Linked DNA regions of Mus musculus: all the other regions are linked to region 1. A link is a loop called in an ENCODE intact Hi-C map of the cell type or tissue named here. Cell type or tissue: heart. All regions are shown on one strand. Each heading gives the region's core, and the rest is flanking DNA. Links, peaks and the distances in the headings are about the cores only.

The links. A loop is a pair of places that touch in the nucleus more often than their neighbours do. Peaks named below come from ENCODE experiments on the same cell type or tissue, not always from the same donor. Only the 100,000 strongest peaks of a DNase experiment are listed, where the experiment ranks them.
Region 2: a loop joins it to region 1, with 7 times the contacts of the local background. A loop is called at or near these places in 33 of 42 quality-filtered maps.
Region 3: a loop joins it to region 1, with 5 times the contacts of the local background. A loop is called at or near these places in 5 of 42 quality-filtered maps.
Region 4: a loop joins it to region 1, with 2.1 times the contacts of the local background. A loop is called at or near these places in 3 of 42 quality-filtered maps.
Region 5: a loop joins it to region 1, with 10 times the contacts of the local background. A loop is called at or near these places in 19 of 42 quality-filtered maps.
Region 6: a loop joins it to region 1, with 7 times the contacts of the local background. A loop is called at or near these places in 7 of 42 quality-filtered maps.

Annotation. Positions count from the first base shown.
Region 1 is chr5:118,877,012-118,882,187 of GRCm38, forward strand. No RefSeq gene overlaps it. Among named protein-coding and RNA genes, the nearest start is that of Gm42015, 36 kb to the left of the region's middle. In heart, for the core only: CTCF peaks have their summits at 551 (motif pointing right) and 2,899 (motif pointing right); DNase peaks (open chromatin) are centred at 500, 3,010 and 3,570; H3K4me3 peaks cover 550 bases; H3K27ac peaks cover 1,018 bases; H3K27me3 peaks cover 2,500 bases.
Region 2 is chr5:119,688,916-119,694,091 of GRCm38, forward strand. Tbx3os2 (T-box 3, opposite strand 2) reads right to left here and starts at 2,303. Exons shown (of 3, transcript NR_040416.1): 1 at 2,093-2,303. In heart, for the core only: CTCF peaks have their summits at 2,415 (motif pointing left) and 3,753 (motif pointing left); a DNase peak (open chromatin) is centred at 2,296; H3K27me3 peaks cover 3,130 bases.
Region 3 is chr5:118,946,805-118,951,980 of GRCm38, forward strand. No RefSeq gene overlaps it. Among named protein-coding and RNA genes, the nearest start is that of 4930413E15Rik, 2.9 kb to the right of the region's middle. In heart, for the core only: no CTCF peak of the experiment used is centred there; a DNase peak (open chromatin) is centred at 4,437.
Region 4 is chr5:118,975,724-118,980,899 of GRCm38, forward strand. No RefSeq gene overlaps it. Among named protein-coding and RNA genes, the nearest start is that of 4930413E15Rik, 26 kb to the left of the region's middle. In heart, for the core only: a CTCF peak has its summit at 2,938 (motif pointing left); no DNase peak of the experiment used is centred there.
Region 5 is chr5:119,668,285-119,673,460 of GRCm38, forward strand. Tbx3 (T-box 3) reads left to right here and starts at 2,949. Exons shown (of 8, transcript NM_011535.3): 1 at 2,949-4,120. The coding sequence starts at 3,732. Tbx3os1 (T-box 3, opposite strand 1) reads right to left here and starts at 3,224. Exons shown (of 4, transcript NR_166476.1): 1 at 2,967-3,224. In heart, for the core only: CTCF peaks have their summits at 2,443 and 3,895; DNase peaks (open chromatin) are centred at 1,587, 2,517, 3,317 and 3,797; H3K4me3 peaks cover 4,000 bases; H3K27ac peaks cover 4,000 bases; H3K27me3 peaks cover 1,948 bases.
Region 6 is chr5:119,051,835-119,057,010 of GRCm38, forward strand. It overlaps Gm30895 (a long non-coding RNA gene), which reads left to right and starts at 1,792. Exons shown (of 4, transcript XR_878728.1): 1 at 1,792-1,961. In heart, for the core only: a CTCF peak has its summit at 2,113; DNase peaks (open chromatin) are centred at 987 and 3,777; H3K27ac peaks cover 453 bases; H3K27me3 peaks cover 639 bases.

The DNA of each region.
Region 1 (5,176 bases), core at 471-4,470:
AGTACTTTTTTTTTTCCCTTTCTGGGGAACATCAAACAATTTAAGAAAAATGTCAAAGGTTTCAATTTATGGACAGCGAGTAATGAACTGGTCAGCGTTCTCGCCGTGGAAGCAGAATGCGAAGCGTCATAAACAAGCAGCGCTCACACACCTTCTCGCACTCGCTCGCACACGCTCCTTCTATCACCCTCTTCTAGCAATCTGGAGGACGAGGACGGGAGACTAAAGTCTTTTAGAAATTTCCAAGTCAGATCTCAACTAAAATAGGATTAAAGGGATAATGGGGGGGTGGGGGGAGAAAAAAATCGCAGAGCAAGGTTGCTTGCCCCCTCTTTTCCTGGTCTCCCAAAGGAGGTGAAAGGAATCGGAAGTTACTTTTCAAAGCTGCCCCCGTCTGTTCGTCCGTCCCCTGGCCTGGCTAGTGGTAGACCCTTAAAAGACTCTGAGAGTAGAAACATCTTCCTGTCCCCTCCTCTTTTCGCGGTAGGAAACACAAAGGCGATGGGAAGCCGCAAGGTGGCCCTTGGGGTCCCTTCCAGGTGCTACTGCAGGGGGCACTGTGACATCAAGAACTTTCTCAGCCGCTGCTTGCAGCTGGGCTGATCGTTCAGAGAACAAACCTCAGAGGCTACAACCATTTTCTCCTCGGATGTCCCTAACTTGTATTCTTACAAAGAAATGGAGATGGAAACCTGCCACTCCCCACCCCCCCACCCCTCAACTTCCGTATCGTATATGCAGCGTTTAATTTCTGCACCAATCTTTGTAAATATCACCAGCATCTCCTTTCCCCTCACAACCCCCCCCCCCCATGTTTTCTCCTTTTCTCTTGATTTCTCTTTCCAGTTTCTTCTCCTTGCTCTGCCTCCTCTTATTGCCTCCTGCAGACACCGGGGGGGGGGGGGGGGCGCACACACCTCCCATCTACCTTGGCTGCGTATTTCTGCACCGCTCTGAGAGAGTCTTCCCGGGCTGCGCCTGGCCTTTGCATCCTCCAGATTGGAGCAAAGCGCTGGCTCTTGGCTCTGTACTTTCACAGATCTTTACAGTAATTATGTGGGAACTTCAAAGCAAGGCTATTTGTTTCTCTCTCTCTCTCTCTCTCTCTCTCTCTCTCTCTCTCTCTCTCTCTCTCTCGTTCTCTCTCCTCGCACTACTGAAAGTCCAAACAAAAAATTCTGTCTGCAGACATCGCAGAAAACTGTGTTGAACTTAGCAGCTAGTATTTCAAATAAACAATGCTTGAAACAAAACAAAACAACAAACAAAAACAACACCCCCACCAACCCCCAAACCTCTTCATACTTCTGAGAAAGATAGTGGGGGGAACTCAATGAAGAACCAGTTTCCACTCGAAATGTTCGGATCCTGTCTCAGCCTCTTATACCTTGTGGACTAGAGACCAGGAGTGGCCTTGGAGGAGGAGGCCAAGGAGAACTTTCATTCAAGTTTTCAGTAGCTGAACCTGTAGCGAGGTTCTGTACCTTGCTCCTAATCAGAAGGGGCTAGTTCCAGAAAAAATAAAAAAACAAAACAAAACAAAAACAAAACAACAACAACAAAAAACCCGTGTGCTCTGGGAAAGGCTACTTTTATGGCTTGTTTTATTTTAGCGAGAATTTTACGTATTAAACGTTGAAATAAAATTCCGTCTACGTCTGTGTTTTGTATCTGCCTCAACTCGGGGCGGACACCCAGCTTCAAGGGAGAAGTAAAACGCCCGTTCAATAAGATGATGGGCTGGACGCTACAATGACGAGATGTTTCCCAGGCTCCTGACTTTCTTATAAACGGGGTTTTAGCTCAAGAACTAGAGAGGAAGGAATCTGATGAAGAAGCTGAGAACACCCGACGAATGTGGACCAAATCCCCCATGGTGGACCAATGGAGAGCTCAGAGTGATGGGTGGGTCCTAGAGAAGCCCAGGGAAAGGGGCTTCTAGAATCCACAGGGTTCGTGTGACTCAGCCAGCCCTTCCTCAGGATGTGCTGTGCTGTGGCAGCTGCAGACTCGAAAGGGGTAGATGCCACGTGCTCCCTATGGCTACCCAAACCCACACTTGGTGGACACACTTGCTGACAGGCATAAGCCCCCCCCCCCTTCCCCAATTCTTCTCCATCACCCTGACTGCCTAAGGTATTTGGCCAAAGTGAATTCGAAAGAAGGCACCGACTGAGACAGGTGATTTTCTGTTTTCTCTCCTCAGAGGACAGGCAAAATATTTACAGAGGAAAATTCCCATGCTTTCCCTTTGATTTTTAATGAGGTTAAAAAAAAAATCCCAGCTAAAGGGACGTAAGCTCCTTTGACTAAGCAGATAGGAGAGGCATTTATTAACTCAGTCCCAAATCTGCCTTCCCAAGCCGAGAGTCTCTTTTAGAAAAAAGCTTCCTCCTTTTTTTTTTCTAAAAGCAATCCTCCCTCTTTATTTATTTATTTTGGTCTTTGTTGTGTTATAGTCTCCTTCTCCCTCCCACCCAGAATCATAAATTTTCCTGCAAACCCGGGCACACACTGGTCTGGGGGTCTGTGTTAAGAGTGTGTAAAAAGCGAGTTCGTTATGATTTATTGATTAATACAATGCCACAATCATTATCACGGTAGTAGGAACAAGTGTGACAGTAATAAAAGCCGTTGTAAGCTGAGATCATCCCTCCCAGATGTTTGATGGAGACTTTAAATAGCTTTAAAAGAAAAGGAATAAAAGATTTTTTAAAAAGAGCCTTTATTCCTAAATGCGTATTCCCATAATAGAATAATGGGATATTAACGTACTTAAAAGCACAAGTTCCCACGCCTGAAGCTATACTCTCTCGGAGTTAAACTCCGAAAAGACTTTGAAATACGGGAACTTAGAGCCATGTGGGCTGGTGAGGGAGGCGCTGCTTATAAAATGGCCAGCAGATGGCGCTCCAACCACTGGTTAGGCCACAGATTTTATTTATTTATTATTATTATTTTAAAATTCTGTTCTTGGTCTTTCAGACTAGGGTGTGGACAGGCACTTTGGGTCTGATTTTGAATATTGAACAATGCCATCAAAAGGCATGGAGGACGAAGGCAGGAGTCAGGTCAAGGGGCTGTTCTGGGTGGGTGTCAGGCTGGCCAGATTTTGAGAACTTCAGTGGGACAAGAAAGGATGCTTTGTTTAGCTGTGGGTGGATTCTGGCCAGACTCCATTGAGCAGAAAACAAGGCAATGGTGCCCTCGGGTTTTCCAACTCCTTTTAGGCATTCAGGAAAGGAAAAAAAATTAGATCTTTGGTTGGTGTTGTAAGGACAACACTGTCACTACTCTGTGGTTGGAAGACATTTGGCTTTCTTCTCACCCCGCCCCCAGATCTAGCTCAAGGGAAAAGACGTGGGTGGAGGGAGAGACGGGAGAGAAGGCTGTGTCTGTCCGTGAGTCTGCGTGTCTGTGTGTCGGGTGGGGAGGGCACTTGACAGATGAATGTGGTAGTGGAGTGAAGTGTGTGTGTGTGTGGGGGGGGGGGGGGGAGACACTGAATGAACGCAGAGTCTTGTGGTCGGAGTCAAAACCTGGGTTGCAGGCCCCACCTCTCAGTGTGAGAGGCCACACCATGCTCTGGATGCCAGGATCTGGGGACAAAGGATAGGTCTAGAATGGATGCGACGGCATCCGAGGTTGAACCCGTCTGCGTCTTAAAGGGTAAGGGTGGGTTTGGCTGAAGAGCTCATGGAGAGAAGAATGAGAAGAGGGAATTTTTCCTTTTCCTGGAGCCTTCAAGGTCTTCATAACACAGCTCCCAAGTGAACTGGAATCTGGCCAATCAGAGCCGAGGAGGCAAACAACCAGGAAGTGAATGGCTATCGGGAACATTAGCAGAAACCAGGAGAGCTCAGGGGTCATCTCGAACGAGAGCTGAGATGTGTGTGTGTGTGTGTGTGTGTGTGTGTGTGTGTGTGTGTGTTTAAACCGGATAGAAAACTCTGTTTTAGCGTTTCCACCATTCTTATCTAGTCTAATCTAAGACTTCATTCATAAAATGAATCCCTGTCAACCCAGAGCCATTGCTAGCAGGCCCATTAGGATTCTACTTCTAGACAAGGACACTGAGTGTCGGGGTGGCCCCCAGTCAAATAGCTTCAAACGAAGCTAAAGCCGTTAACGCTGGGGAGAGAGCAAGCTTCAAGTCAGGGTTCTTCTGTTGGTGTGTTCAATGCACAGTTCCATTTTTCACCCTGGCTGATGGGGAACTGGCCCTGTCTCGAAGGCTGTGTGGGAGACTCACTGGGATCCCTTGCCTCAGCCTCCCAAGTGCTGGGATTAGAGTGAGCTGCCATATCTACTGGAGATTAGCGTATTTCAGGGTGATCTATAAGCATGCCTTTGGAGGAAGAAATAAAATGAAATAAAGCACTCTCTTGACTATTGGAGAGAAATCTTCTACTGTTCTTAGGACAGTGTCCTAGGGAGGAGAGACTTGAGACTCTGAGAAATACAAGCACAAAGTCACTGTTGGAAGAGGTGTCACTTGCATGTAGGGGTCAGAAGCCACTAACTCTTGCTATGAATTGATTTAAAAAAAAACAACAACAAAACTTTAATCTAATCTAAAAAAAATTACATCGAATGGTCGAGTGAGTGTGGCGGAGGGGCTGCCAAGGTGTGCGTGTGGTGATCGGAGGACAATGTGGGGGAGCCAGTTCTCTCCTTCCTTCACATGGGTCCCAGGGTTGAACTCAAGTCTTCAGGTATCCACTGAGCCATCTGGTCAACCTTGTCTATAAACTTGCCATCACACGCCCCTACAGCACCCTGAGAGAGCGGAGGTGAGCTGCCAGTGAAGTGAATAAAGGGCCCCCGAGAGGCCCAGCCTGCCAAGCTCACAGGGAAGATTGCTTTCCAGCCACACAACTACAAAAAGATCTCTCTGCTGCTCTCTCCTTCCACCTCCGTACACACCACCTCTAAGTCCTCCGGTCCGGGCCTTTGGCAATGAAGACAACCTGAGAGGAAAAGCCATGTCAGAGCGCCTGTCTTTCTCTCTTCTTGCTTGCAGCTTTCTCTGTGGGGCTGCATTCCAAGAAGCCTGTCCTGGAAGCCAGCTGAGCTGGTTTGGGCTCAGGACAGAGAGGATCTGCTACCGGAACTGTACCCAGGCCTGTTTGGCTAGAGTCGCCTTGTAGGTACAAGGCCCTCTCTTTGTTGGGAC
Region 2 (5,176 bases), core at 348-4,347, 810 kb after region 1:
GGACCCAAACTGAAGACTTGTCTCCCAGCTTTGGTCTAAGCCTCAGGAATAGGAGACAAAACCAGGGGGACCGGAAAGAATTCTTTAGAACAGGGTACCGACTGATGGTGCCATCTGGTTTTTCACATGCCCCTACCACCAGCTGCACCAGTGCTAGGATCCCAGGCAGCCCAGTATTGGCACTTTTAGAAATTCGATACCCCGGCACTTTGGTTTCCTGCTAATGACCTGGGCTCTGGTTTCGGATTGCTGAGTTGTCTGGTCCCCAGAGCGGTGGTTTGTCCTCCCCAGGACCCCAGAGCCAACCCTGGACTTGTATTCTTTCACACCAGCATTTTTCTTGGCCTCACCAAAGTCTCCAAGTGTCAAGGACACTATGGACACCAAACTGACCCTCGGGTAGACCTTCCTTCCTTCCGGTCACCTTTGTGGGGCTGTCATTCATTTATCTCAGTCCCCAGAACCAGCATCTTGTAGGATTTTTTTTTTTTAAATCTCTCTGTGCCTAGAAGAGGCATTCTTCACCCTGGCAGTAGCTCTAGCTATCTCCCAGTTCTCCCAATCTGGCAGAGAGCCTTGGGAAGAGCAGGTTTGGAAAGACAGTGCCATAACCAAACAACTCAGGAGCCACCACACAGGAAAAGCAACCCCTCTATCGGCCCAGCCCAGCCTGCTCTCCCCAAGGTCAGCTACTCTGAGCTCACTGGCTATTCTATAGGGCTATTTTTTGAGGAGCCCGTGAAAATTACACAGAAAATGTAGTTTACATGTGCACAGCCTTCTGAAAGGGCAGTAGAAGTTCAGATTCTCGGAGATGTGTGATCCTAACCAATGACCTACTCACACACTGCTCAGGGGACAATAACCAATGGGGTTTAGGAACATTTGGACTTAAGATTTAAGATGGTGCCTTCAGCCTGGGGCTTGCCTAGGTTAAATTTAACTTTAGCACACACACACCCCACTCCCCACTTCCCACTTCCCACTCGTAGCGCCTGGTCTTAGCCTGCTTATTTTAAATGGGAAGGCTGAAGGAAGTAGGTGTGTTCGGGCACTGTATAATTAGTTGATTAATCAGTTATATTAACTTATCAGCCGAATGATTATGAGCAGTCATTATCACCCTCAATGAGTTCTCTGTTAATTTCCTGTTGGGAGGGTCACCCTCTCTAGGCTATCCCAGGCAATAAAAAGCAACTACTTTTCATAAAACAAAATTACTTCTCACTAGAGGCCAGGGTGGAAGGTATAGGAAACTGTAGGGGAGGCCCTTTTGTGGGGAGATTTCTGGGGTCCCGGCTTGGGACTGGGTGGAGTGGGGGGGATGTGGCTTCAATGTTCACCATACTGTCAAGGTTAGCCAGGTTTCCTCTGCTCCATGCCCCCTCCAACCCTCTCAGGACATTCTAGTTTTCTGTTTGATGGTATCTTGTTTGATGACAGCCTTTTCTCCTGCATCCCACGTGGACCCCTCTCCCCACCAAATCTCAGTGCTCTTGCGTCAGACTCTTCCAAGTTCTGGGATCCCAAACTTTCTCCACTAAGACATACATGAGGGGTGGGGTGGGGTGGGGTTGGCTTTTGGGAAATACCTGTGTGGATGTTGGAGGAAGGCTACTCTGGGGCCTGGGGGAACACCTGTATAGAAGTCAGAGCAAAGATGAGAAAAAACAAAAACGCAGGAACACTTTCAGTGATATGTAATTGGCTCCCCCCCCCCCAAGCCAAGCCTGCACAGAGGACCTCGAATTAGGAAGAAGGTAGAGGCTAGCCTGGGTGTGTTTTCTACCTTTCTCCACTACTGTGTAATTTTTGACTTATCATAAAAAAAAAAAATCCATGACCATCTAAAGAAACGCTCAGGAAACAAAGGGGACATCTATGGTCCGTTTTTCTTTATTTCCTTCTGATTACTGGGGAGGAAGGCCTCTTCGCTACCCCACGAGTAAGCTCAGCCCGGCTGTATCCTGCTCAGCCCCAAGATTTGTTTCAAAAATACCATCCATGAAATCGGAAGCTGCCTGCTTGACTCAAGAGACTCCAGCCTGCCCACCAGACACCACCCATTTCTCAAGACAAATGCCACACCAACCTCTCTTCCACTCCGAGCCTGCCCCCAGGATTTTCTTGAAGGCAGGTCATAAAGTGTAGGTAGGTGTCTGCCTCTCCAGATGATGAGGATACAGGTCCTTTGCTCTGTCTTTAAACAGGACCACTTTGGAGATGACTGGAATGGGAGCGGCACCCTCCTGGCGCTTCTCGATTTCTTCAGGTTAAAACAGGACCGGGCAACCGACAACTGCACTCTACCTGAGCTGCTTCTGGGTTCTTCCCTTGGGAAAAAGCTATGAGCAGTTGCGGCCAGCGTGAGTCAGGCGCCCATGGCTTCGCTAAGCCGCTCCTTTGCTGCCATCTGCTGGTTGCACCGGAGAAGTTCACGGAGATTTTTCGAATGCAGAGAACAAGTCTCTTAAAAATAAGAAAGAGGGCTGGGGGTGGATGGTAGAGCTTGCCCCTAGATTCTATGCCAAGTTGCACAAAAATAAAGTAAGGGAAGGAGGGAAACATGGTACTGAGGCACAAAGATACGATGTAGAATAAAAACAACAGGACCTGTTTTTGTACCTTGCTACAATATTGCTTTGGTACCTTGATCAAGTTGTGTAACATCTCTTATGCCATGAGGTGAGTGTATAGTGCCGGCAGAGCAAGCTTGGCAGCTGAGTGTGAACCTCAGAAGACACGTTTTTAAAAGTCGGATGTGGAGGAATGTATCTGAGCTCACAGCACTCCTACGGGGAGATGGGGCGTGGGAGTGGAGGTCAGAACTGAAAGTCACAGTCTGGCCAGCCTGGGGTACTTCATAAGCTGCAAGGAGACTCAAACTCCCAGAATCTGTCCTCTGAGCTATATCCACATGCTTACACTCACATACATTGTATACATACTTGTTAATTAAATTATTCTATTAATTATTTTTATTATGATTAATTGATTTAGTTATTAATTTTGTCATTTAATTATTTTTATCGATTTATTAGATAATTAAAATACTCCAAGGACCAGCATGTAACTTGATGGCAGAGAATTTTTGGAGCTTGTGTGAGGATGAAGATGACGGTCTTGTAGGATGAATGATGCCCAGGTTGTACCTTTCTGCTCATTGTCTCTAAGCTGTCCTTGGACCACTGGGTTCCTGTGGATGTCTCTAAATGATTATCCTTGACTCCCTCTTTCACAATCCTCGTATCTGGAGCTCATCAAATTCACTGTCTGCTTCACCTCAAACTTACCAGTTATCCAATAGTGGGAATGATCCCAAAGTCCTGCTCGGAAGCACGTTTCAAAAAGTCCTATGATCATAGAACAGCATCATCTTCAGTGGCCTCCTCGGACAGGAGTGACCTGGCCTCTCCTTTCTCAACTGCACGCCACCCGACTCTTCAGAAGCAAGCTATTTCAAGGCCAAATTGTCACCTTCCTTCTCCCAGTGCTCCCTCAGCCTAGGTTTCAAACTTGGGCACTGGTGACAACTGGCTGGTTCTATGAGCTCAGGGATGTCCTGTCTATGAATTCAGGAAGGGGTAGTGCCATTTAGCTCTGGTATCTGCCCACTAGACAGACGCTTTGGGAGACAACCTAAGATGTCTTTGGATGCTGCCCTGAACCACGTTGACAGCATCAGCCCTGGTTAGGAGCCACTGCTTGAGTCCGAGTCCCTCAGGCACGCCCTCTTGAGGTCATCATTGGCACTTCATCCAGAATGCCTTTGCTGAACTTCAGGACTGGGCTGGGACTCCTGTCCAGTCCTGGTTCATGATGGGCCAGCCGGAAAAAAAAAAAAAAAAAAAAAAAAAAAGGTTTCCTGTAGGAGTGTTCAATATAAAAGATTACCCTCTGCATCCCGGTTTCTCCTTTTGCTTCAAACCATTTGTCTCTCTAGCACGCCTTGTTGTTCTCCCTGTGGGCACAAGGAGACACTGACAGGGTGGACAGGACATGACCTACAGGCTGACAGTACCCACCACTTGCTTTCACACTGATAAGGAAGGTTACATTTGGTTGATTGGTTAGTTGGTTCGAAGGCAAGGTCTCCCATAGTCTAGGCTGACCTCCGATTTGGTGATGATTTTGAACTCTATCCTTCTGCTTCCATGTCTCAAGTGCTAGATCATGGGCATTTGCTACCATACCCAGTTTACGTGGTGCTAGGGATGAGACCCAGAGCTTGTGCATGTGTGCTAGGGCAAGCACCTTGCTAACTGAGCCAAGTCCCCAGCCCTGCTTACAGTTTTTTTTTTTAAGATTTATTTATTTATGTATATGAGTACACTGTAGCTATACAGATGGTTGTGAGCCTTCATGTGGTTGTTGGGAATTGAATATAGGACCTCTGTTCACTCCGGTCAACCCTGCTCGCTCCAGACGACTCTGCTTGCCCAGTCCCTGCTCGCTTTGGGCCAAAGATTTATTTATTATTATAATAATGAATAAGTACATGGTAGCTGACTTCAGACACACCAGAAGAGGGCATCAGATCTAATTACGGTTGTTGTGAGCCATCATGTGGTTGCTGGGATTTGAATTCAGTACCTCTGGAAGAGCAGTCAGTGCTCTTACCTGCTGAGCCATCTCTCCAGCCCCTTGCTTACAGTTTTATTTTGATTTGGGGACAATAGATCAAGTTTCATTTTAGAGACTGCATCACTATACTGCCTAGCTCGCCTCAGAGCCTCGGGTCCTCATCCTAAGCACTAGGGTGATTGGTGCGGACCAGAACCCTCCACTTTACCTTCCAGATGCATGAGGGACGTTTGTTTTGTTTTGCCCTTTTAAAAAACAGGCTCTCTCTCTCTCTCTCTCTCTCTCTCTCTCTCTCTCTCTCTCTCTCTCTCTCCCGACTAGGTTGCCCTCAAACTCACAGAGATCCTTCTGCCCCTGCCTCCTGAACGCTGGGATTAAAGGCATGCACCACCACCCTTGGAATGGAAGGAAATTTTTTTCTCAATGAACAGTACACACATAGAACTACTCAGTCAAGTTCAAATGAAACCTGACCACGCTCACTCACTTGCACATTGTGTTCTGTTGAAAACAACCCAGCTAAAGGTTGATCAAGGAGGGTGGGAGATGGAACAAGAGTGATCCATTTAGCTTGAAGCTGGGAGACAAAGGC
Region 3 (5,176 bases), core at 677-4,676, 70 kb after region 1:
TGGAGTGAATTATCCTCTGTAAGACAAAGAACCTAACACCCACTGACAAGGGTACCACATTTGGGTGAGCATCTCCAGTGTCCCAGTGGGCAGGAGAGTTTCAGCACCGAATGGGGCAAAGAGCTGGATTGCTAATGCCTAACATGACCTGGGTCTCTTGCACTTTCTTTCCCCTGCTTTTCATGTGTGTTGTTGTATGTTTGCATGCATGTATGGACATGTGCAAATATGTGGCTGCACTTGCATGTGGAGGCCTGGGGTCACCATCCCTATTTGCTCTTTCAGCTTATTCCTGGAGGCAGGCTCTCTCAATCAAACCCAGAGCTCACTGATATGACTAGTTTGGGCTGTTGTAACCTGCTCTGCATTTCTATGGGATTTGGGGAGGGGGAGGGTCCTGGGCTCCACTCCCGGGTGGCAAGCACATCAACCATTAAGCTGTCTCCCGAGCCCCCCAACCTGTTCTGGTTTTTTTGTTTTTTTTTTTTGTTTTTTTTTTTTTGTTTGTTTGTTTGTTTTTTTTTTTTTTTTGTGGTCAAAAACTGACACAGCACTCTGGGATCTACCCTCCAAAACTTGTAAGTGTGCTGCGTCTGTTGTTAACTGATGCGTGTTTGTGTAGCTGACCTCAAGAACTTTGCCCTCCTGAGCAACAGAAAACAGACCCTTTAAATATAATTTCCTGCTCCCTGCCCCCAGCTCCTGACATTTGACTATTTTACACTTACTGTTTTGCATTTCTTTTGTGCAGGGTTGAAGAAGGAATCCAGGGCTTCTTGAATTCCAGACAATTTCATTATCCTTAAACTACGCAACCGGCATCCCGGCCCCAGTTGGTAGAATATTCTTCAGCGTTATTCATGTCCTTGTGTTCATCAGAGGCTCCTTCTCTGCTGAGACCAATATTTCATTGTGTGTGCAGTCCATGTTTTCCAAAACCACTCAGCCATCCCTGGATTATCCATTTTCCCCATCGCTCAACCATTATAGGCCATACTCTGTCAGGGACATGTTAGTGAGGGTATGTCTTCTTCGCAGAACCAGTCCTCAGTCTTCGCCCAATTTTTAATGGGGTCATTGGTTTATGTTCACTCTTGAGATGTCTGACAACTTCTTACTGTTTGGATTTTTGACTGATTGTTACGTCTAGGACTCACCAATGTTTTCTCCCACTGTGTAGCTTGACTCGTGGTCTTGACCACTTCTTTGCTGTACAGGGCACTTTAGTCAGAGGCCACCCACCTGCCTGGGATTGGATATGTTGCTGATGCTGTGGGTAACACAATTCAAGATGCCATTGCCAATGACCTCAGCATTGACCAGATAAATTGCATAGGGCTATTTACGTGTGTACGTACTTACTTAGTTGTTTATCGAGACAGGGAGACTCTCATATCCTATGTGACCTCAAAATGCTACATAGCCAAGGGTGACTTTAGACTCCTAAGCCTCCTGCCTCTGTCTCTCTTGAGTGCTAGGCTTATAGACCTGCACTGCCACACCTGGCCTATAGGGTGCTAGGGGTGAATTAAGGGCATCAAGCTTGCTGAGACCAGCTGAGCTACAAGCCCAGACCTGCCTGCAGGCTCTCTTATCTCTGTCTTTAGTGGTGGAAGGCCAGTGTGAAGTTGGGTTCTTCTAGAAACAACTAGGATTTGATGTCAGGTTGGTGCAGCTCTGGTAGGGGAACAAAGATGAGGAAGATATTGTTAATGAGTAAACCAGCACTGTGGGTAATTGGGGCTCTGTCCTAATGCAACCAGGGAGACATGCTTCAGCTATGCCTCATGATAAGTGGGGAGCAGGAAGGAGTATGCTCTCCTCTACATTCATCACGGGTCACGGGTCACCCCCACACTCCTTAGCTCATTGGCACTCTCAGTCTGCCCTGCGTGAGTCTATTCTGGTCCCTTTAGATGAAGAGAGCCCTGGACAGGAAGCCTGAGATGCTTAGACTTCTAGCACAGCTGTCCACAACCAGGGGCCCGAGACTGCAGGACTCTTCCTTTACCTGCCTCAGTCTTGGCTTGCAGGACAAGGCCTCTTGTGGGCACATGATGCAGGCAGCAGATGATACACCACAACACTCTTCAGAGACTCTCATAAGCCAACAGCTAAAGATTGGAGGCCTGAGCACTGAAGGATTGAAGGATTTGTCCAGAATTCTTAATGTTTCCTGAAGACCATGCTGTGTGCCCTGGGGCAGGGTTGAGCTGGGACTTTGGGTTCTTATACAGACTGCACCTACTCCAGCCCCCTGGCAGGGTGGCAGACGGACAAACTGGAAGAGTACTTGCCTTTTCTGGATTTACTTCTGGTGCTTATACAGTGAATGAGAATTGTCCTTACTGTCCCTGTGGCATGAGATGGCAGAGAAGTGACTCACACTGTGACCCCCCCTCCCCATAGTTGGCTATTTCTCCCACATGCTTCCTGGTCTTGGCATGCCAGTGTGTGTGTGTGTGTGTGTGTGAGAGAGAGAGAGAGAGAGAGAGAGAGAGAGAGCGAGCATGTGTGAGTGTGAGCATTGGTGTATGAGCGTGTGTGTGTATGAGTATGTGCATTAGTGTGTGTGAGTGTGTGCCTGTGTGTTAGTGTATGAGTGTGTGTGTATGTGCATTGGAGTGGGTGTGTGCCTGTGTGTTAGTGTGTGTATGAGTATGCGTTTATGAGTGTGTGGGTGTATGTATGTGTGTGAGTGTGTGTGTGTGTGTGTGTGTGTTTATGAGTGTGTATGAGTATATGAGAGTATGTGTGTGTGAGAAAGAAAGAGAGAGAGAGTGTGTGTGTGTGTGTGTGTATCTTCTCCATCATCCCAAATCTGACCTGAGAGCAACAATCCAAAACAGAAGATAACTCACCGGGAGAATTTGGAGTTAAGGGCTGGATGGTCTCCCACTGAGCTTTGCTGATCTCTAGATAATTAATTCCAGAAGGGGGGCAGCAAAGCCCAGTGGGTTAGGATAGCTGTTTTAGGGTGCAAATCTTCCTTAGCAACTGCAGTTTGCATGTAAGATGTAGAAGGGAGGGGAGGGGATTCTAGAAAATACCACTGGTAGGGAAGTTAGAAAAGGCTACAGGACCCAGGAAAAGCTGGGTCACAAGGCTCCATGGTGACCAAGGCTCCTGCAGCTGGAGTGGCATTTGTCTCTCCAGCGTCACTTGTAGGCAGTGAAGACCTCTTTCTCTGCAGCCTCAGACGTACTTATCTCCTACCTTCCATTGGCTGTTATTAGTCATGTGACACAACGCACGCACATAAGACAGTATGGGTGCCCTAAGATTAGGAGGAAAGCAGCATTGACACTGAGGGGGAAACTAAGTCACAAAGAGGTTAAGTATATAGCTCAGAGACTGGGGAAATGCCTCCGTTGGTACTCACAAGGTTCTGGAGCTACATAAAAAAGCAGGCACAATAGGATGCATTGTATTCAATCTCATCCTCGATGTGATGCTGGACGCAGGTAGGCAGCGGATCGCTTACACTGGGAAACTCTAGGCCTATGAGAGACCCTGACCCAACCAAAAGGTGGGACTTGGGGACTGACACCGAGGTTGTCCTCTGACCTCCACATGAGTGCAGCTGGTTCACATCCTCATGTTTGCACACACCCACCCGTGTTCACCGGCGAGAGTATACAGCGGAGGCTCTCTACAGAGGATGGGTTTTGGTGTGCTATGATTACTTCCTGTCTGCATCTCTCACAAGTAACAGGGGAGGACCGAACACTCATAGAATGGACCAGAGTAGTCTTTCCTGACTTCCATTTTACCGTGTCAAAGGCCTCCCAGATTCCTTTTTCTTTAACATGCCTTCTCCCCCAAATGGCGATATACCTGGTGTTTCCCACACTGTTGGTCATAGTAATTCTCCTACCGTTATTGTCTAGAATTTCAGGGTTTAACACACCCCCATCTCTTGCCCTGACAGTCCCTGTGGTCCTTTAATCCAGAGATCTCTCTGGTGCTTCAGTTGTACCACCGGCATACAACATCTCCAGATGTGCTAGGTGGACAGTCCATTCCAGAGACGACACAGGCTCTCGGCAAACCCCTTAATGTGACTAAAATTATTTGCTACTCCCTTGGAATCCTGGCTTTTCTCTCTCTCTCTCTCTTTTTTTTTTTTTTTTTTTTTGGTAAATGCAGTTTCATTTTGAAGGCCCTTTGGGAAAATACCAGCAGGGCTGGCTGTGACTCGATGCTTGTTAACATTGTGTTCTGAGGAAAGCCCCCTCCTACACAGAAATTTTTTTAAAAGACTGATTTGGGGACTCAGTGGTCAAAGGAGACAAATAAAAAGAATTCCAAGGTTATCGGAGCGTTGACATCATGTACAATAGTAGTAAGAGCTTTTTCCAAATTTAAAACCCTCATGGAGGAAGTGGGTTACAATAGCAGTGACCTCTGCCCTGGCCAGTCATAATGGTTTCCTGGATGCAGGGATATTATGGGCTGGAGCCAAGGATTTCAGCAGAAAAGAGTACAAGATGTGTTAAACTTAGAACACAATGTGCGAATTCCGGGAGGGGCTACCAAGGGTCATCTCTCCTTCCGACGAAAGGCAACCTTTTCCCAAACAAGGGTCTGGATCTTTCTCACTGTGGAGACAGCGCCTTTTTTTCCCCTGTTACTAATTTGAGTTGGAATTTTTTCATTCCTTGAGACCTCAGTGAATCAGAAAGTCTTCACCAGGCACCTGTTTCCAGGGCTGATTCATCACCTAAATAATGATGAAGTGACTCTTTTTTTTTTGGGGGGGGGGTTTCAAGACAGGGTTTCTCTGTATAGCCCTGGCTGTCCTGGAACTCACTTTGTAGACCAGGCTGGCCTTGAACTCAGAAATCCGCCTGCCTCTGCCTCACGAGTGCTGGGATTAAAGGCGTGCATCACCATGCCCGGCTTAATGAAGTGACTCTTAAATGCAGGCCCTGTTCTAGATGTCGGGATGTACGCAGCTCAAAGGACGTCTACAGTTTAGCTGACACGTGGGCTGGAGAATCCATCGCAGGAGCCTGTCCTGTGCATTGTAAGATCTTTTCCAGCACAGTCATGGCAGAGTCTCCTGGAACCCCTCCCCAGGGCTCACAGCTAGCCATGTCTTCAGATGGCTTGCACCCAAAGGTGTTCAACAGTTGTTCTATAGGGACAGCAGTTCCCTGAGAAGACAGACCAT
Region 4 (5,176 bases), core at 692-4,691, 99 kb after region 1:
GCTATTTTATGAGGCAATATAAAGAATGCCGTTCTGTGGGACCCCGCTGCTTAATTACGCCATGGTGCGTTCAGTGTCAGAACTGCTGCTATTTTGCAGGGAAACTTTCTGCTACTGAGCTGTCGTCCCCCTACGTAGCTATTTGTGTGTGTGTGTGTGTGTGTGCTGTTCTTGGGGGCACAAAGTAAATTTAGTTAAGAAAGGGGAGGAAAAAAATCCTTTTCTTACCTTTCTGATCTGTGGGTTTATTTTTAAGAAACTTGTTCAAGAAGACCTGCAAAGGAAGCCACTTCAGTCATATATTCTGTGCATGTCTGTGCACATATGCATCCGTGTGTGCTTTGTGTGGGTGCGTGCATGTCTGTGCATGCATACATGCTGTGCCTTCACATGTGTGTGCATGCATATGTGCAAGTATACAGTCTGCATGCATGTGTGTTATACACTCTGTGTGCATGTGTGTGTGTGTGTGTGTGGTGTGGTGTGTATATTTAAGTGCATGTACACATATGTGCATGCATACAGAAGCCAAAAGACAACATAGAGTGTTGCTCCTCCAGAGCAATGCCCCTGCCTCTGCCTCTCCAGATCTGGGATGATTTGTTTACATTGCTATAACTGGTTTTGTGTGTGTGTGTGTGTGTGTGTGTGTGTGTGTGTGTGTGTGTGTGTTTACCATGGATTCTGGGGGATTGAATTCAAGTCTTAGGCTTGCAAAGCAAATGCTCTACTCACTAAACATTCCCCTTAGCTCTAGTTAAACACATTTAACAGCTTGTCTATATGGAAAAGGAAGAAAGGGGGGGGGGCTGGATCTATCTGGAAAGTAGGGCACTTGTCACTGTATCTGATATCTCTATATTGCCTTCCTCACTGTTCAAGAATGGCTCATAGTGCCAGCTGGGAGCCCCCTATCTGAAGTCTTTCTCTGGACCTCAGAGAGGGGCAAGGTGGGAATGCTGGGGAGGTAATCTTCAGGAGTGCCTCTGTATGAAGAAAGGATAGCTTTGGGGTAACGGTACCCCAGTTAGGAGTGGTTCTAACTCCAGGGAACTTTCTAAATGGTCTCCAAAATTTTTCCAGAGGACTGAGTTCTCAGTTGGCCTCTCTAGGAATCCACTCTGTAGCAGAGTGTATCAGCCACTTACTGCTGGGTAGCAAATTATCCCCCAGTGTGGCCACTGAAAAACACAAATACTTATTCTTTCCCATGGGGAGAAGCACTCTGAGTCTGCTTAGATGAGTGGGTCAGCTTTCTCAGGAGGCTGTGCTTGAGACTCAGCAGGGCTACGTTTTCATCTAACAGCTCATGAGGGGAGGACTTCCATTTCCAAGCTGGCTTTCCTGGTTGCTAGCTGGACCTCTCTGTTACTCAGCACACAGGGGTATTTGAAGATCTGATATGGTTGGGTGTAGGATTCACCTAGAGTAAGATATCTCAGAGACCCCAAGCATGAGACGGAAGTTGAAGGATGTTTGGTTTTACAACAGGGGCTGACTCTGTAGCTTTAGTTAGCACAGAACTTGCTATGTAGACCAGGCTGGCCTTGAACTCACAGAGCCCTGCCTGCCTCTGCCTCCCAATTGCTGGGATTAAAGGTGTGTCTCAGTATTGTAGCCTGTACTCTTGCTTAGTTGTGCTAGTTCAAGCTAGTGGCTAAGTCTAGCCCAAACTCAAGGGCTTCTTTGTACACCTTAAGTCCTGGTGCCCATCAGGGCCTGCTCTCCAAATACCATTATTTCAGGGTCTGCTTTGGGAAACCCTAACCTTGGACAGGTGACAACAGTGACTAAATCAGTAGAAACCAGCAGGCGTGCAGTCCCAGCTATTTCCAGCCCTGGGAAATAGCACGTTTACATTACATTTCTCACTTCCAAAATCAATGTTGTGTGTGTGTGTGTGTGTGTGTGTGTGTGTGTGTGTGTGTGTGTGTGTGCACATGAGAGTAACTATGTGTTATAAGTGACAGTCGTTGAAGCTGAAGAAGTGATGCCTGAAGTCAGCTGGCAAGTACCCTACAATGCCAGCTACTGCTCTAAGATCTATAGACAGACTGGGGATAAAGCTCAGTGGGCAAAACACTCATTGCTCGAGCATGTGGACCAAGTTCAAATCCCCAGCATCCACATAAAAAGCCACATGCGACCTTCACTGTGGGAGGCAGAGGCAGTAGGATTCCTGGAACTGGCTGGCTGCCAGCCTAGTTCCAAGATTAGTGAAAGACCCCATCTCAGGGAATAAATACAAAGAGTGGTGGAGCAGGGCACAGAAGGTCCTCCTCTGGCTCTGAATGTGTGGTCATAGGCATTCAGTACACACACAGGGGTGTGTGTGTGTGTGTGGTCTGTTTGTGCATGTAAATCACTGCAAAGAAATTGGGTTTTATGACTGAGTATGGTGTTGAAACCCAATAATGTTAGTACTTGCTCAAGATCAGTCTTGGCTATAAAGAAAGTTTAAGATCAGCCTGGGACACATGGGACACTGTATATAAATATATTTTTATATATTTATGTGTATATATTTATATATGTATCTATGTACACACACATATACATATATACACACACATAAATGTGTATACATATGTGTGTGTGTGTATATATATATATATATATATATATATATATATACACACAGACATATATGTGTATATATGTATACACACACAGAATGTGTGTGTGTGTGTGTGTGTGTGTGTAGAAAGATAGATGAGGAGGGAGCAAGGAAGGAATGGAGGAAGAAAAGAAAGGAAAAAGGAAGAGAAGGAAGGAAGGAAACATTTATTCAAATATTGTCCCTTCCCCCTCCCTTGTGGTCTAGAGAGAGGAGAGGCAGCAGGTGTAGCCACAAAGGGAAAGAGCCACTCATTGGTGACCCTATTCAGGGAGGAGCACCCCCTAGAGGTCCAGGTATTCACTCTGATGCAAGGACCCAGGACTTGATGTGTGGTAAGACCAAGAAGGAACCATGTCTTTTTAAAAAGCGACTTCAGTGCCCTGTCCAGTGCAGCTGTGGCCTGCCAGTTCGCTAGGATCCCCACGGAGAGCCAGAAGTGAAAACTTCCCTCCCTCCCACACCTGACCTCCACCTCATCCCAAGGACCCCTTGCTGCAGAAGAGAATCTGGGGACTGGCCAGCAAGTCATGATGAGCATGGAGGCTTCCCCTGAGAAGAAAAGAGGTACCCCACCGAGGGGAGGCAAAGAACCCAATGGCAGAGATAAAGCAGTTCTGTGTGCTGCTCTCTGAAAGGCACCATCACTGGTTCATACTCTGGGTAAGCCTTGGGCCTATGGCCCAGGTTGTCCTTAGGGCCATCTATCTCCAGGAGCAGAAATGCCATCTCTGAGAGCCTGCACCACTCCCTTTGTGACTTAGATCATAGGGACCAAAGATCAAAGTCTGTGAGGCACCCGTCCCTTCCTCCCTGTGGTTGGATGATGTTCCTAGCGTGTGCCAAGAGGCTCCCATGGACACTAAATGAATGCCCCACCCACCTAAGCCACTGTGACCGGTTCACATGTAAGGCTGGTGAACTGATTTAAAAAACAAACAAACAAATGTAAAACAGAACAAAAACCGAACTTCCAAATGCCCGTGCCTTCGTTCAAAACAAGTTTGCTCCATGTTCGCATTAGTGCGGGATGGACAGGGTGGATGGGTAGGACAGCCCTGCCTGACATCGTGGTTTGGAGCCTGCCCAAGTTTACTTTCCTTTGCTCTGATAACATCACAGTCAAAAGCAAATTGAGGGAGAGAGGGTTCGCTTGGCTTGCCGCTGACATCATCCAGGGAAGTTATGATAGGAACTCAAGGCAGGAACCCAGAGGCAGGAGCTGATGCAAAAGCCATGGAGAAGGGCTGCTCAGTGGGCAGCTCACCAGGGCTGGTTCTGTCTACTTTCTTACAACACCCAGGAATACCTGTTAAGGGGTGACACTGCCCACCATGGGCTGGATTCTCGAGTATCAATCATTAATGAAGAAAACGTCGTACAGACATGCTCAGAGGCCAATCTGATGAAAGCATTTCCTCGTTGAGGTTCTCTCTTCCCGGACGACCCTAGGTTCATGTTGAGTAGACAGTAAAGTAACCATCACAGGGCTCAGGTTCCTGTGCGCTGCACTTGCTTTCTCTCTAGTCAAGAACATCCTCTCCTTAGGACTTCAAACTGGCGGGAGGAGCCTGTGCATGCCAAGAGGCAGGACACATATGTCCCTGAAAAGGAGGCTGGGAACTGGGGTCCCTTTGAGTATCCACAAGGAGGAAGGTCCAGGCAGCCTTCTGCTGTAAGTTGGCATCAGCCCCAAAGAGGTGGCAGTTAGTAATATAAAATCTTCAAGAAGCATCCTGCCATGGTTAGTATTGGCTCTCAATTGGGCAGAGTCTAGAATCACGGCTTGAGAGACAGTATATCTGGGCGTGCCTGTGCGGGGGGGGGGGGGGGGGGGGAGGGGGGGAGTATCCAGGTTGCGTGAGGTGGGAAGAAACACCATGAGTGTGGGCGGTGCCATCCTGTGAGCTGGGGTCCTAGGCCAAAGGAGACAGAGAACTAAGCCCCAACACTCACCTCCCTGTACTTTCTGGCTGCAGATACAATGTATCCAGCTACCTCAATCACCTGCCGCTGCGCCTTCCACACCATAAGGGACCATTCCTTAACTCTGTGGGCAGAACAAACCCTTTCTTCCTTGAGTTGCTTTTGTCATGTCTCCTTCATCAAGGACTTGGGGGAAAAAAACCTATTGATTTCACGTGCATTGGTGTTTTGCTTGCATTTATGTTTGTGCAAGAGCGTCAGATCCTCTGGAACTAGAGTAACATAACTATGAGCCGCCAAATGGGTGCTGGAAATTGAACCTGGGTCCCCTTGGAAGAGCGGCCCAAGCTCAGTTCTTAACCACTGAGCCATTTCTCCTGCCCCTCACCAAGGACTTTTGTGTGTTCTAACTTCTGTTGGTCTAGCAGGCTATAAGAGGAGAAAAGTGTGTGGTGTTGACTCTATCTGTGGTTTAAAGATAGGGAAACCGAGAAGATACCCACTTGCTTAAGTCACACAGATCATCGGCCACGGAGAAGCTGGGTTTGAACCCAGGTTGCCTTGCTCCCTCGGTAAATCACGTGTTAGAAGTATTTTGCAGATGAGAACAATGAAATCCACAGCCGCCGCTGT
Region 5 (5,176 bases), core at 578-4,577, 790 kb after region 1:
GCGGGCACGTAACGACGAAGAAGAGTTCGCACCTTCCTGCTTTTGATCCTAGCTTCGCCGTGGCCTCCCTGGCAGAACACGAGCCTCCAGGGGCAGCGTCTGGGAGGTCAGTCATAATTGGCGGAAGTTTGTAGACCATTAGCAACATGTAGACATTTTCGATTCTGAATCCCGCAGCAAACTTTCCTCCACACCCCCGCCCTCCTCCCCCTTTCCCTGGCGCACTGGAGTGAGGGGTAGAAGCTAGAGAAGTGGCAAACTGGGATGAGCCCAGGGTTAAGTTAGAGCTACAGTCAAACATAGGCAACTGAAGGGTGTTTGTGTGTGGGGTGATGTGAGGGGTCAGAAATTGCTCTGGTTCCAACGCTGCGGCCAAAAAAGCAAGGCCAGATTATTTGCATGCAAAGTCATGGAGCTCGTATCGCGTTTGCAGAGCAGACCCCTGAGGCCAGAACTCTTGGTACCGGTTGCCAAGGTCTCTCCGGCTAGCTTGTGGACCTTCAGGGCACCGCGTAGGTGACCAAGGGGTCAAACAGGCTGCAGATGCATACCACTTTCCTGCACTCCACTCGGGAGCGCAGAGATTAACCGGCCAATGTCGGTAAAGCAGATCTGGGTTCTAGGGCGGCTCTGGCGAGAGTGGCTAGGCAAGGAGGGGGAGGGGAAGCCTTCTGCCAGCAGAGAATCCGCGCTGACCCCGGTGGCCCGTGCTGAGAGGGCCCTGGCCTGGCCTCTTGTACTCTCCAGCAATCTGGAACAGGGCCTAGGGAAGGGGTGTTAGCGAGCCACCGCCTTTGGTACCACCTCCTGTTTCCGTTTCTCTCCCTCTTTCTCCCTTCTCCACCGTGAGCACGCGAAAAGTCAGAGAAGGGGAAAGAAAGGGGCGAGATGGCAGGTCACACCAAGTTCAAAGAATGACTCTATTCCCATTGGCCGCACCAGGGAAAGCTCAGGGCTGGCGCCAAACGCTCTTAACCTTGTACATCAAAACACGTAAGACTGGAAAAGCTCGTGGCCTCAAATGTTCTGCCCTACCTGGGAGAAGGAACTGCCTATTCACCCAATAGCTGCTAGTTTGAACCTGCAGTTGGGAAAGGGGTCCTGGGCGAGGAGTTGGGGGAGGCCCCCAGGGGGAAAATCTAGGCGCAAATGGTCCACACGGAAACATTGAAAGCTTAATCTCTAGGCCCGGAAACCCAGCCTCCTTTCTGTTCCCTTTCCAAGCAAAGGTCTTGTCCCAGGAAAACTAAAAATTCTGCTAAGTTGCCCTCCATTTAAACTGGAATGTCCCAGTTCGCCTTTACCCACAAACAAGGACTGCAGGTTTGCGAGGGGAGTCCTACAGGGTCACCCAACCAAAGTCTGATCGATCAGTTGGCCTTCCTCCCCACCCTAGGATGAGCGGAGACCTTAGTCTCCCGACATCTGGGGTAAATGGGGGTGGGAGACGTTTCACGGTTTGTTTTACAAATTCGCCCCCGACGTCTGCCACGATAAGTCCCCAGGATAGAGCAGGAGCGGAGGCACCCAGAGATAAGTGTGATGCCTGAGGAAGATACGAGGCTGGTGCACCTCCCCCCGAGCAGCTCTCCAAGCCCAGAGCGGCAGCTCCCTACCGAGCTGGCCCGGAGGTGAGGGCAAAGGCTCTCAGGAGACAGGCCCGCAGTTCCAGGCGCTCACTTGTTTCAGCTGCTTCGTTCTCTCTACACCCACACCCCCATCCGGGTGGAACACTGGTGTCGTCATCCGAATGGAAGAGGAGCTGGGCTCAAAAGGGTCAGTAAATACATTTTTTAAAAAAAAAAGGAGCGAGCCGAGCGTAGACTGGGCCAGGCGCGCAGGCCTTGAATGCATTTGCGTGGTTTATTTTTCCGCGTGGGGGCTCGGTCTCAGTATGTCGGCGCGCGTTCGGGCCCAGAATCCCAAGGGGCATTTGGGTCTCTGCACGTGGCTGCGGGTGGGGAGCAGGCAGCGGGCAGAAAGATTGGTGGGATCCCCTGCGCTAGTGGCTCGGGAATCCGAAGCACCCGGGCGCAGGAGCTAGAGGATCTGACTCAGAGGTGGCTGGGCGGTTCCATGTGGGGCTCCCTTCAGAGCTACGCGAGCCTGGAGCTTTTGTTAAGGCTTATTGGCCGAAAGAGAGGTTCGGCGGCCAGCTCGGCTAGCCCGGGGCCCGGGAAAGGGAAGAAGCTGCAGATCCGCACAAGAGAAGCGGCCGCGGGCTTGAACTGTAGCGCTCGGAGCGCGCGAGAGGCGAGCGCCCCTGCCCGGCGCCTCGGAAGCCGGGCAAGCTGCCTGGCTCCCGCCCTCGCTCCCTCCCCCTTCCTCCCTGGCCCAGCCTCCTCCCCGGATCCCCCGGCTTGGATGGCTGAGGCCTTTCAGACGTAGGCTGAGCTGAGGAGCCGCGGCGAGCTCTCAGGCTGCTGCGAACTCTCTTCTGGATCAGCCACCTAGAGGCGACTTTGGTGAGCGCGCGGCGCCCTGGTGGCTCCCCGCCCTCCCCTCTGATCATGTTGACATAAACGCAGGACAGGCCGTAGTACCGCGCGGCGCAGCGACGTTCCAGTTTCCGACACCTTCTTTTTATAACTCGGCTCTATTCCCCCAGCACTCGACCTGTGAAAACCACGCCTATGCAGCCACACAATTGGTCCGAAAGCGTCAAAGAGCCAATCAACAAGCCTCGGGCTCCCGCAGCCCACAGCGCTGCCGGACCGTCCAGAGCCGCCGAGCAGACGCCCGGGGAATTCTAGAGGCGGAGGAGGGTGGCGAGGTGCTCGCTCGCTCTCTTTCTCTCTTTCTCTCCCTCCCTCTACTTGCCTACTCCAGCTCCCAATCACTCCGTTCTCTTCCTTCTTTCCTATTTTTTTTTTTTTGCACCCGTCTTCTTGATCCTCCCTCGCCCTGCGTGCCCGGACGCTGATTTTTTTTTAATTTATTATTTTTAGGAAAGCGATTTCGCTCACGTTTTTTTAGCACAAGGAAGACAGCCGGCTCCCCGAGGCAGAAGATCGCAGGCACCATTCGCTCGCCACCCAGACTCTGCGCGCAGCCCGGAGCCAGAGAGGAGGATCGCGAACCGAAGCCAGCTTCGCAGTTCTAGTTTTGAAAGCGCCGCTGGAAAGGGGCTTAAATCGCTTTTTTTTTTTTTTTTTTTTTAAAGGAGAGACTTTTCCTCCCCCCCTTGATCTCGCTGCCTGTGAAAGCCAGAGTCTAGCTCAACTAAGACGCCTCCTGCGAGAAAGCCAGAGAAGAGCTAGGGGGCGGGGGAAGGAGTCGAAAAAAAGGTTAAAAAAAAAAGTCTCCGAGAACCTTGCGCTTTGGCAACAAAGAGCGTGGGAGCCGGGGAGCCACCCCGGGAAAGGGCTGCAGTGTCTATTTCCAGCTAAGCCACAGGGCTTGGGCGCCAGTCGAGCCCCTGCTTGCTGCTTGCCCTACTGAAACCGACTTCCAGGAGCGGCTTTTCCAACACACTCCACGCACCAGGACAGCCCCTGCAGCGGCTATGTCTCCAGATCTGCTGCCGCTTTGTCCTCTTTAAAAGCGGCGTTCTCTTCCCCCCAAAGACACTTTCCCCCTCCCTTTCAAACGCTTTATTTGTAATTTGCCCTCTTTTTTATTTTAAACAAAACTATGCGTCGCTGTTGAATTTTTTAATTATTATTTTTGAAAAGCAACAACAAAAGCGGAGCCAAGCCAGCAGCTGCGGACTGGTTCCCTGTCTGGAGTGGATGAGCCTCTCCATGAGAGATCCGGTTATCCCTGGGACAAGCATGGCCTATCATCCCTTCCTACCTCACCGGGCGCCGGACTTCGCCATGAGCGCGGTACTGGGCCACCAGCCGCCTTTCTTCCCCGCGCTAACGCTGCCTCCCAACGGCGCCGCGGCGCTCTCGCTCCCCGGAGCTCTGGCCAAGCCCATCATGGATCAGTTAGTGGGGGCTGCTGAGACCGGCATCCCTTTCTCATCCCTGGGACCCCAGGCACATCTGAGGCCTCTGAAGACCATGGAACCCGAAGAAGACGTAGAAGATGACCCTAAGGTGCACCTGGAGGCCAAGGAACTTTGGGACCAGTTTCACAAGCGGGGTACAGAGATGGTCATCACGAAGTCAGGAAGGTAAGTAAGTAATCAGTGGGGGACCCCTCCCCCCAAACCATCTGAAAAATTTCACATCTCTTTTGTCTGACTCTTAAAACAGTAGATTCTGGCTGACTGTTGACGTTTGAAACGAAAACTTCCTGTCCCCCCAAATATGCGGAGACTCCAGGGCCCTGCCTTAAGGGTCAGGAAGTTTCAGCCTACCCGGGCCCTCAGTATGGTTCCTAGGGACTCGTATCCGGGGTTCCTTACAAAATACAGGGTGTTTTCCATTGAAGGAGACCGCGCACTCGGCTTCTGCAGCATTCGAGAAAATCACCTTGTTGCAGGAAGCCCGTTTGTGAAGCCATTCTGAAATATTCTTTACGTTTAGTTCTTTCTGTTGGATTTTATTTCCCAGGACAGACCTTAAAGCCCCTCTTAGACAGCAGTGGGAGACCCGGGAGGATTCCGCAGGCCCTTTCTACTCTTCAGCCTTGTCCCTGGGGCTGAAGGGGACCTAAGCCTGATGGTGTGAGACAGAGAAATCAGTGGAAGAGGGGAGGACCTTCGGGTTTCTTTCCCGTTGCCATCTCCGGAGTCTGCAAGCCCAGGGAAACCGTAGCAGGCAATTTTTACAATTAAGGTTATGTGTGTAGACCCAAGGAACCCATGAGACTATGCACCTTGTATTTGAATATTGTTACCACTTTACGTAATGTTTAGTGCCCTTGCCTGACCGAAATAAGTCTATTAAGGACCCCAATGACTAGTGTTTAAAACCACCGATTTAAGAAAAACAAAAACAAAAACAAAACCAGAGGTAGGTAGCATTGAGGTTTATCAAGATACCAGTTGGAAGGGCACGAAAATAAAACCCCACTTTCGGTCTCCTTCCAAGCTACTTGAGGCCAAAGTTTGGCACGGGATCGTTTTCCAAGCCACAAGACATTTAGTCGGGTTTTCATAACCGGGCACTTCCTTTTAAGTCAAAAGTACAGAAAGCCAGCACTTCTGTGAAATTAAACAGCAGTGGCCTACAGAGTAGAGGAATGTGGTTTATAGCTTAAATCACGGATGGGTTACCAGGCCCGG
Region 6 (5,176 bases), core at 404-4,403, 170 kb after region 1:
GTGTGTATATATATATATATATATATATATATATATATATATATATATATATATATATATACACACACACCAATATAATAGAGATGTCTATAATCACCCCTTAAACTTTCCAGGTGAACAATATAATTCACTTTCCCTAGTCTCTGAGAACCAGTTACTTGACCAGCTTGTTTGTGTACCTGTGACTCAGGACTCCCTCCAGAGAATTCCGGCATCTGTCACTGCAACTTTGCCTACACTAATACACCCTTCCCAGCTGGGGCTCATCTGGGTGTGGACCGAACTTGGTCAACCAAGTCAGGAAGAGAGCCTGGCATGGCTGGGAAAGAGGCCTAAGGCCCAAATACTAGGAAAAGGTGAATTTTATGAGCAGAGGTGGAAACAGACTCCACGGGCTGATGTTAGAACTAGCGAGGACAGAGGGCCAGAGGTCACAGGCCAGAGGCTGATGCGGGCAGGATACCGGTGCAGAAACAATGGAGGGCTCATCACAAAAGCAGATAACAGCAACCCAGGCCTTAGGTAAGTGTCAGCTCCCACTGGGGCCTTGAGGATCAGATAAATATAATCTACAAGGACCAAAGACAGAAGAGCAAAGCCTGGCGGCTGACTTCCAGTTGGGGCACATTCCTTCTTTTCCTTCTTTAAATGTCCCATCTTTGTCCATTAGAGACCTTCAGTCTCCACAGGGTAAACAAACCAAAGGCTATAAAAGGCTTCATCTGGCTCCTACCCCTCCTTTGAGTCCAGCCCACCCCCTGCCAGAAAAAAAAAAAAAAGGTGTTGTATAAATAAAAAATACTGTCATTCTAATGCGCTGGACAAATGCGTGATAAAGATCAGAGCAGGGGCCAAGGCCCTTCTCAGCCACCTCGGCAGGGGGGCTAGGCACAACTCTGCTCTTAACCACTAAGACAAGCCATGTTGCATAGCCTCTGAGATGGGCGAAGAAATGAAGGAAATTCCCCATTTCCTGGCAGCGAGGTTGGGCGAGCCTGGCCTGGCCGCGGTTCTGACTTTGATGTGGAGATATGACCAGCACCGATCTCCAAAGGGACACTGTGTAATGAAGTGACATTGGCTTTTCCATGCAAAGCACAGTCACTGGAGGAGTCTTGCAATGGGAAACTGACGGTTCCTGGGGAGGGAAGCTACCACTAGTCACAGAGGGTGACTTTGAACCCAAGTGGCATGTCTGGGCTATTCAGTTCTGAGATGTTTGGGACAGGCATACATGAGTCTGGGTGTATACCCGTCTGTCAGTATGGAGATGGGTATAAAAGTTCCAGCATTTGGCAATGATCTGAATGAGGGAATTTATATGCCACCCGACAGCAGCCAGATGCACCACGGGCACTGTATTCCCAGAATGGAATTCTACACAGCCTTGAAAAGGGAGCTGCTATAATGCACAGTGGCCAAGACTCGTCCCACAGAGAGGGTGAAGGGTGAAGCTGGATAGATCTATTCAGATAAAGCTTAAAACTTGAAAACCTAACAGCTGCCGAACAGTTAGTGAGGGAAACCCCTCTCTCTGGACAAAGAAGGAACATAATTCTGATTTTCCTAGAGACCTCGTGTCTCTTCACTTCTAGTCTTTAACTGGTAAGGGAAGGTTTTGGGTTTGGTGCCTCAGCACATACCACTGCTGGACCCTCAGCGATATTTTCAGGAATGGTCATGTGACTCAAAGGCAGTCCAAGCACTGACTGCTACCCCACCCCCACCCCCATTCCGAGAGTCACACACAATGGAATCAAGACTCCTGGAACTTACAAGGGAGAACTTAGAGAATGAATAGGAGCCCGGTGAGCCACTGGGAGCTGTGCGGACACACCTGGAGAGGAGGTATATCAAAATCAGCATGGCTGGGACACAGAGAGGGGCCAATCTTAGCCAACCCGAGCTGATTTCCCGCATCTGCCTGCTCCATCATCCACGTCAGCAGGACCACACTCCTGGTAGGTGTGAGCTGCTGTGACCGTGACCCCTATTCTAACTGGGCTCCAGAAACCTTCCATTTTCTGGTAAGCAGTACCACTGAGAACAGATTCTGGGTACTGGTACAACCCAGTGGGTTTTAATTCCCACTCCGCCCCCTATAGGTAAGGGAGGGAATGGCGTGAGGCAGGGAGCTGCACTGAGGAGAAACAAGAGCCATTATTATTTCTCCTGTCTGGAGGGGATCTGAGCGAGCCTCACTCGATGCCACAGGACCCACCTTCGACAGTGCCTCTCCCACCCTTACCCCCTCACCTGTCATTTTCCCTCCTAGATCTATACCTCTTCTTGCATAGAGTGGGCATATCCCTCTGCAGGATAAGTCTCGCTGTTAATACCCCTCAAGGACGTCTGTGTCCATTTCTGGACTCGATGGTACTTTGGCCTTTTAGTGTTGTTGGTTTTGAGTTGGAGTCTTACTCTGTGTGCCTAGGCTGGCCTAGAATTCACCACTTAGTTCTGGCTAGCTTCAAATCCACAGCCACTCTTTTATGTCAGACTCTCTAGTGCTAGGCTCATAGGTGAGCATCATCCGCACCTGGCTTCAATCTTGTACGTAATAGTACAATCCTTGTTATTGATATCGAGTATTGAGTTCACACTCACTGTGCTGAGAGCATCACTTGAATCCTGTACTGTCCTCTGTGTTGCCTCTGTGTTGACACTTGCCCAGGCTGGCAGCACACCTCGTCCAAGTGAGCTGCCCCCTGGAGGTGATCCAAGCTTAGCTTTTTCATAGGTCCTGCTATCCAAGTTGGCAGAGTCACATCTCCAAAGATGTTTACTTTGTTCGGGCTCTTGACTCCTGGGAGGAAGGCTTGTTTTCATTGGGCAGGTGTAGAAACCTGAGGTTGCCAGAGGCGCAGAGAACCCGCCCCAGAGCCGTCACTTCACTGAGGTGCCCTGATGTCAGTCATGCAGATTGACACACTTACAGGACTTAGAGGTCACAGCCTTTGTCCCAAAAGCCAGGTGTGGCCACCCATCCTCAATAAGGCAGAGGAAGCAATCAAATTAATAGTGAAAAGCAACAAATGGTGATTGATCCGATTGGGGCCATGTTGAGAAGGATGTGGGATCCAGCGATGTCCCGTCCCGTCCCGTCCCGTGCCCCCCCCCCCCCCCCACCGCACCAAGTCCATCTTCTGGATCCTGACCTGAGGGGTATGGTTTAAATAGAAAGTACAGAGCCTCAAGGTGTGGTACCCCATCCACTGCTCCCAGCTTCTAGTCCCTAACGCAAGGGCGTCTGACAAGCTGTCAATCTTTTTTAGGAGACACGCCCCTCCTCTGGCAGCCCCCAGAGTCAGATCACTTCTCCTCCTATCAGGAAATTCCGGGAGGAATCTTGTAATTTCTTGGGGGTGCTTTTTTTTTTTCTCTTTTAATTATCTGATAGCTGGAGGGGACCCAAGTGTCTCTTTAGAATCTATCCTGGGGAAAGCCTGCAGGAGGTCTTCTTCACTGGGCGTTGGATTTGAACTTGAGAGGAGGGACTGGTACCCTACCTGTGGACATTTTACTGGCAAGGAATGGGAGTTTACCACGGAACGAAGCCCTCTTACTCAAGTTCGGGTCAGGGAGAAGGAGATGGGGTTTGTAAAGCATCAGGGCTAGGGTGAGCCAGCCTGCATACCCACCCCATTGTTCCCCGCTTGGCAGCCAGCTCCAACGCAGGTAAATAGAAAGGATGCCGTCATTGTTTGTCGCTGGTCCTAATGACTTTAGGCTTTGTGTCTCTGGAGCCAGGCCTCACCCCCGGGAAGCTGGCCCGTGGCCTGAGAGGCACCAGCCGCCTTTGAAACAATGGCCTTTGTTCTTCATACTTTCCCTATCAAAGCCTCACAGCGGGGATGGCCCTCCGAGGCGCTGGGCGCCTGGATAATTCCTGTCCCAGAGCGGGGAGGGGAGCCAGGAAAGGAGAGGCCAGGTGCAACTTTGACCCAGTTAGGTTAGCTGGGGTTACAGACCTGCTTGTTAGGAAGGGGCCCTGTGAGTAAAGGGTCCGGTAACTCCTCTCGATCCATGTTTCTCTCAGTACTTTCAGGGAATTCAAAGTCTTGGAACGACAGGTATGAGCCAAGAGGTATCTATAGCAATGCCAATGACAATAATAGCAATAGTAGTAGTAGTAATAACAATAATAATAATAATAATAAATTTCTATTAGCTCTCTGATGGCTTCACACTGCTGTTTTGATCCCTGGTTTTTCAATGAAAAGATCAAGGGTCAAGAAAGACCCCGTCAGTCAGTCGATGGCCACAAAGTGAGGTTTTTTTGTTTGTTTGTTTTGTGGGTTATTTTTTGTTTTGATTTGATTTGTTTTTTTGAGACGGTTTCTCTGTGTAGCCCTGGCTGTCCTGGAACTCACTCTGTAGATCAGGCTGGCCTCGAACTCAGAAATCTGCCTGTCTCTGCCTCCCAAGTGCTGGGATTAAAGGCGGGCGACACCACTGCCCAGCTTGTTTTGTTTTGTTTTGGCAATTGTACCTGAGCTCTGATGCTTAGCCAGACCATGTGACCTTGGGAGGCTCTTTTGTCAGCCTCATTTTGCTCATCTGTGAAATGGGATGAGGTTTGTTAGCACTTGGGTGTCGTTGGCTCCCTGTGGGAAACAGAAAGCACACCTCCCCCCAACGGTTCAAACGTTGAGAATTTAAATCATACAGTGGAGGGGATGGCGATTAAGAATAAAAAACCAAACAGGGCCCCTCCAGCACCCAGAATCTATCAAGGGTCAGTAGTTTACATACATGCAGGGGTGTGAGTCTTAAAAGATGAGATTTCTGAACTGCAGGGCAAGGAGAGGCTTAGACTTTCAGGGATATGGAGAAATGCCCTGTCACTTGCTGGGGTCTCCTGCCTGAGGGAGTCTCTCTCTCTCTCTCTCTCTCTCTCTCTCTCTCTCTCTCTCTCTCTGTCCCTCGCTGTGGGAAAGCCTTCATTAGAGCCAGGCATCCTGGAGACACACTGTTTGCAGGGGCAAAACCTCTGAGCATCATAGACAGAGCAGAGGAGAGTGCAGACAGAGTGCCGGGACCCAGCCTTCCAGGGTCCTTATGTCAGTCAGCCACTCTGGTCCACAGGAGGTACATGCAAAGCCATTTCTGTGTTGAAGACCTACTCCATGCCAGGGACAGAAGAGGACCCTGGCACATGGTAACTGTCTTCTGA